2 separate regions of the Homo sapiens genome follow, and region 1 is linked to region 2. Evidence: read pairs that join two places in POLR2A ChIA-PET (ENCODE). Cell type or tissue: OCI-LY7. All regions are shown on one strand. Links, peaks and the distances in the headings refer to the core of each region. The heading gives the core; the rest is flanking DNA.

Region 1 (4,400 bases), core at 106-4,105, 110 kb before region 2:
AATGGATGTTTTCCTCAGAAAAACATAATAGTCACTCAATAAAACCCCCAAAAGGCAAAAGTCATGTGCTAAATTGAGAATTCAAGACATTCCTTCTAAATATCTTTATTTTTGGTCCTGACTTTTATGGGAAATTTCTGTCAGACTTTCAAGTAACAGTTAAGTTCTATGGTATGTAAATTGTTTCAGAGCATAAACTATAAAAAAGTTCCTAATTCACTTCACAAAGCTATTAACCCTAATACCAAAATTTAAGACTGCAAAGGCCTTCTAATTGTTCTTTGCTTTTCTGTCTCCACTTCTAATCTAAGCACTGGCACTAGAGTGCTTTTAAGGTGCCTATCTTATCACATTACCAGAAAGGGGTACTTCTCAACCCCTTGAAAGACTGGCAGGAGAAAATGACAGCCCTATCTGTTGGAAGTGGCAGAAGACAGCATCAGGACTGGCAGAGAAGCTGGAAATAACCTAGAAAAATCCTGGAAGAAAGAGATCTGCAGAAGGAATAGAACCCCAAATCTGACTATAAACTCTGCTGTAATCCCTAGCTAACTGCATATGAAGGATAGTGGGACATGGACACCCTACAGGGGCCATTGAAAAAGCAGACAAACCAGCAAAAAGTCAATCCTTGAAAGATAAAGTTGTGCTAAGATTAATAGCTTCTTTATATTTACGTATGTATGTATGTATGTATGTATGTATGCATGCATGTATTTTGAGTACATTCCCTAACCTCAGAAGTAGGTATCAGAGTAAAGAGTTTTGGATTGGCCAGGCACGGTGGCTCACTCCTGTAATCCCAGCACTTTGGGAGGCCGAGGCAGGTGGATCACTTGAGGTCAGGAGTTCGAGACCAGCGTGGCCAACATGGTGAAACCCTGTCTCTAATAAAAATACAAAAATTAGCCAGGTGTGGTGGCACGCGCCTGTAGCCCCAGCTACTCTGGCGGCTGAGGCAGGAGAATCGCTTGAACCTGGGAGGTGGAGGCTGCAGTGAGCTGAGATCGCACCACTGCATTCCAGCCTGGGCAACAAAAGTGAAACTCCATCTCAAATAAAGCAAAACAGTTTTGGATTGATAGAGCAGCTGGAGAAATAGGGGAACCTCAGGGTGGGTATATCCAAAAATCTCAGTATAAGCTCTCCAGTTCCTTGGCTGACTGCTAAGCTCCATGGGCACAAAAGGAGACCAGGCTAGAAAAGCAGCAACTGGAAGTTATAAAAACTGAGCAAAGAGATCAGCTGCTGCATACTGCTGGAAGATAGAATTTGAAGTTTGAGTACAGGAATGTTTACTGCCAGCTAGAATACAAAAAACCAGTAATACCCAGAAGAATAAAGCAGAAACTAGAGTTGGTAATAAACTATCCACAATGTTAAGTTTGTGGCCAAAAATTACGAGACATGTAATGAAACATGAAAGTGTGACCCATATTAAAAAAAAAAAAAGTCAGGCTGTAATAATTTACTCTAACTAGAGCCAGGTGTTGGATTTATTAACTACTTCAAACCAGCAATTACAAATGTGCTCAGATAAATTAAGGAAAACATGGTCTCAATTAGCCAACATAAGGAATCTTGAGAAACTGAAACTATAAAAAAGACAAATGAAAATTCTAGAGCTAAAAAATGTTATAGAATTTAGAAGATAAGCACAAGACTAGAAATAGAAGAATCAGTGAACTTAAGGATACATCAGTAGAAATGATCTAATCTGAAGATCCATTAAAAAAAGAAAGAAAATTGAACATGTCCTCAAAGACTTATGGGATAATACCAAGCTTTTCAACATATGTTTAGTTGGGGTCCTACAAAGAAAGGAGAGAATGAAGTATTAAAAAAGTATTTAACAAAACAATGGTTAATAATACTCCAATTTTGGTGAAAACATTAACCTCTAGATTCAAGAAATTCAGTGATCCCCAAGGGGGGAAAAACCAGTTAAGATGCATCATAACCAAACTACTGACAAGCAGAAAGAACTCTATGAAGGGATCATTTTACTGTATATGTATTATACTTAAGTTAAAATATTTCAAAGCAAACAAGGGAAGGGAATAAATATAGGATTAGAAAACAATGAAGTAGAAAAACAGAGTGAAGCATGTGAAAAAAAAAGCTAGGATTTTGAAAAGGCCAATAAAACTGAAATCTCTAGCTAGACTAATCAGAGGGTATAAAAATAAAAATTTTGAATAACAAGAGTGAAAGAGTAGGTCGGGCGCGGCAGCTCATACCTGTAATCTGAGCCCTTTGAGAGGACAAGGTGGGCGGATCTTGTGAGGCCAGGAGTTCGAGACCAGCCTGGCCAACATGGCAAAAGCCCATCTCTACTAAAAATACAAAAAATTAGCTGGGTATGGTGGTGCGCACCTGTAATCCCAGCTACTTGGGAGGCCGAGGCAGGAGAATTGCCTGAATCTGGGAGGCAGAAGTTTCAGTAAACCGAGATTGCACCACTGCACTCCAGCCTGAGAGACAGAGTGAGACTCCATCTCCGGGGAAAAAAAAAAAAAAAAAAAAAAAGAAAAGGATCAAAGAGTAAAAGAGTAGACATTATTAGAGATCCTAAGACACTGAAGAATGGCGGAGATTATAAACAACTTTATGGGAATAAAGTTGAAAATTTAATTGAAATAAATGACTTCTAAGATAAATTACAAAAACTCAGGAAATAAAACCTGAATAGCCCGATATCTATTAACGAAATTGAATTTGTAATAAAAAATCTTCAAATAAAGTATAATCTATGCCTTCATTGGTGAATTCTGACATTAAGAAAAATATCATTTCTATATAAACTCTTCCAGAAAATAGAAGAATGAACACTTTCCGAATCATTTTATGTAGCCAGCATTACTCTGATACCCAAAACTAGACAAAGGCATTATAAGAAAAGCAAACCATAGACAAATATCCCCCCCGGAACATAGATGTCAAAAATCCTTAACAAAATATTAATGAATCAAATCCAGTTTTACATACCGAGAATAAACCATGACCAGTGGTATTTAACCTGGGAATTCAAGGTTATTTTAACTTTGAAAAAGCAAGGTAATCTACCATAAACAGAATAAAACACCTTATGATCATTTCAAAAGATACAGAAAAACTATTTGAAAACATGTTATAATACGTTCATGATTAAAAAAACATTCAGTAAACCAGGAATAGAAGAGAACTCCTTTAACCTGATAAAAAGATTTACAATAAAGAACCTTACAGCTACTATACTTTGTATTGAAAAACAGAATGCTTTCTCTCTCAGACTGAGGGACAAGAATGTCCACTCTCACCATTTCTATTTAGCAGCATACTGCGAAGGTCCTAGCCATTGCAATTAGGCCATAAATAAAATGAATACAGATTGGAAAGAAAAGAGAAACTATTTACAGATGACATGATAGCATATTTAGAAAATCCTAGGGATCCTCCAAAAACAGCTATTAGGATTAGTGAGATTAGCTAAGTCTCAGGATTCAATATCAATATACAAAAAAAATCGATTTTATTTCCATATACCAGCAAAGATTCCATTTACATTATTCAAAAATATGAAATAATAAATTTAACAAAATATGTATAAAGTCTGTAGAGGAAATACTGTAATATATTGTGGAGAAAATTAAAGATGACCTAAGAGATATTTCATGTTCATGGTATAGAAAACTCTATATTAAGATGTCAAATATCTTTAAGTTGACCTATAGGTTTAATGGAAACTCTATATCCCAATTTTTGGAGGAATTGACAAGCTCATTCTAAAATCTATATAAAACACAAAGGACCTAGATTAAGCAAAAGAACTTAGAATAAACAAAGCTAGAAGATTTATGCTACCTGTTTTAAGGACTACAATATAGATCAAACAAGATTGTTTTGGGTCTTCTATGTCTTTGGAATTTCCAAATTAAAAAGACATACATTGAGTATGTAAAGCAACTAGAATTCTCATACACTGCTGGTGGATATACAAAATGGTACAACAGTGTGGATATTTCTTACACAGATAAACACATACTTACCATGTGATTTAGCAATTGTCCTCTTAGGTATTTACTCAAGAGAAATGAAAATATGTTCACACTGAGACTTATACTCAAATGTTCACAGCAGCTTTATTCATAATAGCAAAAGCTGAAAACAACCCAGATGTCCATTTATTGGTAAAGGGAGAAATTATGGTATATCCACACAACATAATATGCTACCCAGAAATAAAATGAACCAACTACTGATATGTGCAACATAGGTGAATCTCAACATTATACTAAGTGAAAGAAGTCAAACAGCACTGTTCCATTTACATGAAATTCTTACATAGTTAAAACTAACATATTGAGATGGCAAGCTCAGGATAGGTTAGGTTGGGAGGAATTAACTGCAAATAATTTTCA
Region 2 (4,400 bases), core at 151-4,150:
TATTCAGCTGAAGCTCTCAAAAGAACCAGAACCAAATAGTAGGTGGCAAGTACTCCCACATCAAAGCAATGTGGGACTTGCAAAGGGATGGCCAAAAGCCAGTTCTGCAACTCTTAGCTCTTCTCCCATCTGGAAGATCTAAAAAGGCTGAAGAACCTCGGGAGGCTAGCTGGAAATTAGAGAAATAGTTCCTTTGGGGAAAACAGTTGCATTGCAATGGAATTTTTCTTTCCCCTCCATGGGGGTGGTGGGAGGGTGTTTCCCTTTACCCCAAACAGACTGTGAGGTGGTTCAAGAAGGCTCTGACCTTGACCTGTGTCAGTTAGAATCTGTGTAGCCCAGAGGCTGGTGGCAGATCATGCCTGGAAACAGCCTAAAGGCCAGAGGCTGTGGCTGACTGGTGCCCTGGTGGCAGAGGAAATGGCTGCACTGGAATCAGCCTGTGCTCCTGCATTGCCAGGGTAAAGGATGCCTGAGTGAGGGCTTCCCATTGCAGACAAGCAGGATAAGGCCCTGTGGGTCTGGTGAAAATCCTGCCAAAGAGGACTGCCGGAACAGCAGGGGTATGATCTCAACAAAGGGGATGACCACCCGATTCTCAGAGGCTGAAAGAGAAAATGTAGGCAGCCAGCCACAGGAACACAGGTGGCCTGCCTCATGGGAAGCGCATCTGAATGCTGCTGGGGTGAGGGTGGGGGTGAGGGGTAGAAGAAATGTTTCTAAGCCCTCCTCCAAAAGGCAGGTTTGAACATCTACAAGCTGACAGGAGACCAATACCAGGTTAGATTGGCACCAAGAAAGGATGAGTTTTCCTGCCCCTGGCTCCCATTTGCCCCCACCCTACCTTATTTCTAGAAGAGCTGAAGGAAGCAGGGACAGGCACAGGACAGGGAAATAGAGAAGACCTCGCCACATCAGCCACCCTGCCCACTACAGGCTTCTCCAGCCTCGCAGTCCCGACTTGAAAAAGGCAGACTCCTCAACCCTAAATGAGATTCAGAGTATTGGATGGAATGTTATATTTTAATTACTGAGTCGAGATGGTTTTGTGACTCAAAGTGGCTGGAAGTCTTTTTATTCTCTAAGAGAGATGGGGAATATGATAGAACCTGCCTGAGAGTCCGTGCTGGGGTGGGGAAAGAACTGATTTGAATGGGTTATGGAAGGAAAAAAATTAAAGGCTTATTCTGATGGCCTCCTAGGAGCCTGGCTTATTCAACATAATTGTTACAGTAGCTATTGTTATAGGGAGATATTATTCACAAAGACAAACGTGGTAGTCTTGAAGGTTTGCTCACTGTATAATCCCAGCTCTCTGTCTTCCAGGGACATGGTAGGGCTGTACTTCCCAGCCCCTGGGTTTGGGAAGTACAGTCAGTTCATTGTTGAGCATTTCATTGTGGTGTAAGATCCTCTGGAGCTCTCTTTTCTCTGTCGATGTACAGACCCACCCTACAGCCACTGTGTAGCCACATGTAGCCACTGAGCACTTGTAAGTGGCTAGTCCAAATTGAGATGTGCTATAAGTGAAAAGGACATACCGGATTTCGAAGACTTAGTACAAAAAAATGCATGTAAAATATCTCATCAATAATTTTTGTATTTTATAACTTGTTGACAAGATGCTATTTTGAATATAATGGGTTAAATTAAAAATATTATTGAAATTAATTTTATGTGCTTCTTTTTACAGTTTAAAATATGGCTATTAGAAAATTTAGAGTCACACAGGTGGCTCACATTTGTGGCTTGCATTATGTTTTTATTGGACGATATGGTTCCTGACAGTTGTTCCCTTTTCAGTCTGCATGGTTCCTAAAGTGAGGCTGTCAAAAACATGGGTAGATACCACAGACAACCGACAATGGATGCATAATGGAGCAAGAATAAGTGTTTGCTGTTTTAAAGCACTGGGGCTTGAGGTTGCTTGTTATTGCATCATGCATACCCTAGCTATCTCAGCTGATTTAGCAGGGAGGAGAAAGGCAGCAGAAGTGAACTCACTCACCATCCTATCCTCTGAAATCTCCACAAATGTCTATTTTTCTTCTTTAGACCCCTCATCTCCATGCCCAACAACTGGAAACATCAGAATCTTTTTAGAATTTTCCTCATCCTCTGTATTGGACTCTGGTTGAGTAGTAATTCAGGAGAATGGCAAATCTAATATCACCGTGTGGGTTTTCCTTTGTCATCAATGTCTGGACACACAAGGGAGATAACTTTCTGCTTGTCTTGTTTTTGGGTACCAATGAGGCCATTGTAAGGCCAGAAGACTCACTGCCTTAGTTTGGCCATGTGTTTCCTGTTGCAGTGAGTGATGCAGTTGGATAAAGCAGACACACTCTTTCTGTTGTGCCTCCTTTCCCATTTCCTGCAAAGTTGTAAGGGGCTGGGATTGCCACAGCAGATGTAACTTCATTTGAGGAGATTTGAACTTGTTCATATTTTCTTGACAACATTCATAGGGAGTTTTCCTTTGATTCTTAAGCAAACAGTGTTTCAATAGGGGAATAATGCACATTTGAAGATACTAGGGATGGCAGCATCTAACCTCTATCTTGCTGCTTAAGGAATTTAGTATAAACAGTCACTTTTGCAGTCTTCTGACTCTGAAAAATCTTTGGTGAATGGTTATGGATAGAATTGGCTGGATTGGAGTCCTTGGTTGCATTTAAGACTTGGTGATTGGCAATCAGTAGAGTTTCCTACTGTTATTAACCAGTTGTGTGCTCTTGGGCAAGTCTTTTGCCCTTTGGGCCTCTCCATGGCATATTCACATTAGAGTTTTCTAAGCTCATTCTGACCACATTGTGGAGGCTGTTTGGAGCTAGGCATCACTGGGAGAATAATGGCAGTCACACATGTTATCATAATCCAGGTGAGAGGTGACTAGGTTTGAATCACAGCAGGGAAGGTAAGGCAGGTGGGAGTTAAGTTCAATTGGCAGCTCCACAAATATTTAGAGGTTCCACCCTATGTCGGAACTGTGCTAAGATGGGAGGTAACCGAGACTTACTCTCTTGCCCTCAAGAACCCCTCCTTCTTGGAGAGAGAAGAGCTCCTAAGTTAATGATTTCGGCATCCCCTGGTTGCTCAGTGCTATGATGGGCAGATAAGTGGGGACAAATGGACTGTTCAGAGAGGGGTTCCTAGAAATGATAGTAACAGAGCACAGCTTTAAAGGACAAACAGGATGAAAAAGCTAAGAGATTCGAAAGCCACCTAAGAGGAAGAACCAGCAAGACAGGAAAGATTCTAAGATGATTGCCAGTTTAGGACTTAGTGACCTGGATGATGGTCATTTCACTGATGAGTATAGCAAATACAAATGAACAACTTTGTTAGGGGAAAGAATGATGCATTTAGATAGGGAAATATGGAATTGAAAGTTCCAGTTAGGAATCCAGGAGTGAATGCCCAGTAGCAGTTAGAGATCTACAGGACTGGAGCAAAGGAGAAAGGTCACAATGGAGTTTTACACTAACGAGTCATTTCTGTGGGTATGAAGTGGTAAGAATGGGTGAAAATGCCCAGGGAGAACAAGAGCCCATGCATTCATTCTCTCATGCGTTCAGTATATATTAAGAGTCCACTGTGTGGTGATTGAAGAAATGTGAGAGCAACCTGGTAGAGTGCATTCCTTAAAGACAAGCAGGAGTGTAGACTCTTCTTTCAAGAAACCTGATTGTGCAGGGAAAGAATCAAATAAAGTGATAATTAGTTGGAAAAGGAGACCAAGGGAGAACCGCATAGATGATCACTGTGATGGAATTATACCTTCACATCTAGAAAATACCCTAAAAAGTAAGAAACATTCTGGAGTTGAAAATTTCATTGAATTTTTAATCTACACTTGAGAAAAACTTTTCTGTCAATGAGAGAAAAAATAACTTAAACATTTTCAGTTGATCATACACATAACTGTTAATATTGTTAAAATTTACAGTGATTTAATCATATTTATTTCTTTATATATTTATTTTTTAAGATGGAGTCTTGCTTTGTCGCCAGGCTGGAGTGCAGTGGCACGATCTCGGCTCACTGCAACCTCCGTCTCCCAGGTTCAAGTGATTCTCCTGCCTCAGCCTCCCGAGCAGCTGGGACTATAGGCACCTGCAACCATGCCCAGCTAATTTTTGTGTTTTTAGAGAGATGGGGTTTCACCACGTTGGCCAGGATGGTCTTGATCTCTCGACCACATGATCTGCCCTCCTTGGCCTCCCAAAGCACTGGGATTACAGGCATGAGCCACTGTGCCCGGCCCATCATATTTATTATTGTAATTGTTCACTTCTATCTATTATCTGATTCTTCTTCTCTGCAAATGGATTTAGAAGATTTATGTGTCAAAAGAAATTGATAGAACAAATGTTAATTGAACATCTCCTGAGCTGGAT

Evidence for each region. ChIA-PET counts read pairs that join two places held together with the same protein. Peaks named below come from ENCODE experiments on the same cell type or tissue, not always from the same donor. Only the 100,000 strongest peaks of a DNase experiment are listed, where the experiment ranks them.
Region 1: POLR2A ChIA-PET joins it to region 2 with 5 read pairs; 3 of 35 experiments call an interaction of 5 or more read pairs at or near these places.

Annotation. Positions count from the first base shown.
Region 1 is chr2:68,309,274-68,313,673 of GRCh38, forward strand. The region is part of intron 2 of CNRIP1 (cannabinoid receptor interacting protein 1); the gene reads right to left. Among named protein-coding and RNA genes, the nearest start is that of CNRIP1, 8.5 kb to the right of the region's middle. In OCI-LY7, for the core only: no CTCF peak of the experiment used is centred there; no DNase peak of the experiment used is centred there.
Region 2 is chr2:68,418,528-68,422,927 of GRCh38, forward strand. No RefSeq gene overlaps it. Among named protein-coding and RNA genes, the nearest start is that of FBXO48, 47 kb to the right of the region's middle. In OCI-LY7, for the core only: CTCF peaks have their summits at 400 and 602; DNase peaks (open chromatin) are centred at 654 and 1,924; H3K4me3 peaks cover 758 bases; H3K27ac peaks cover 2,460 bases.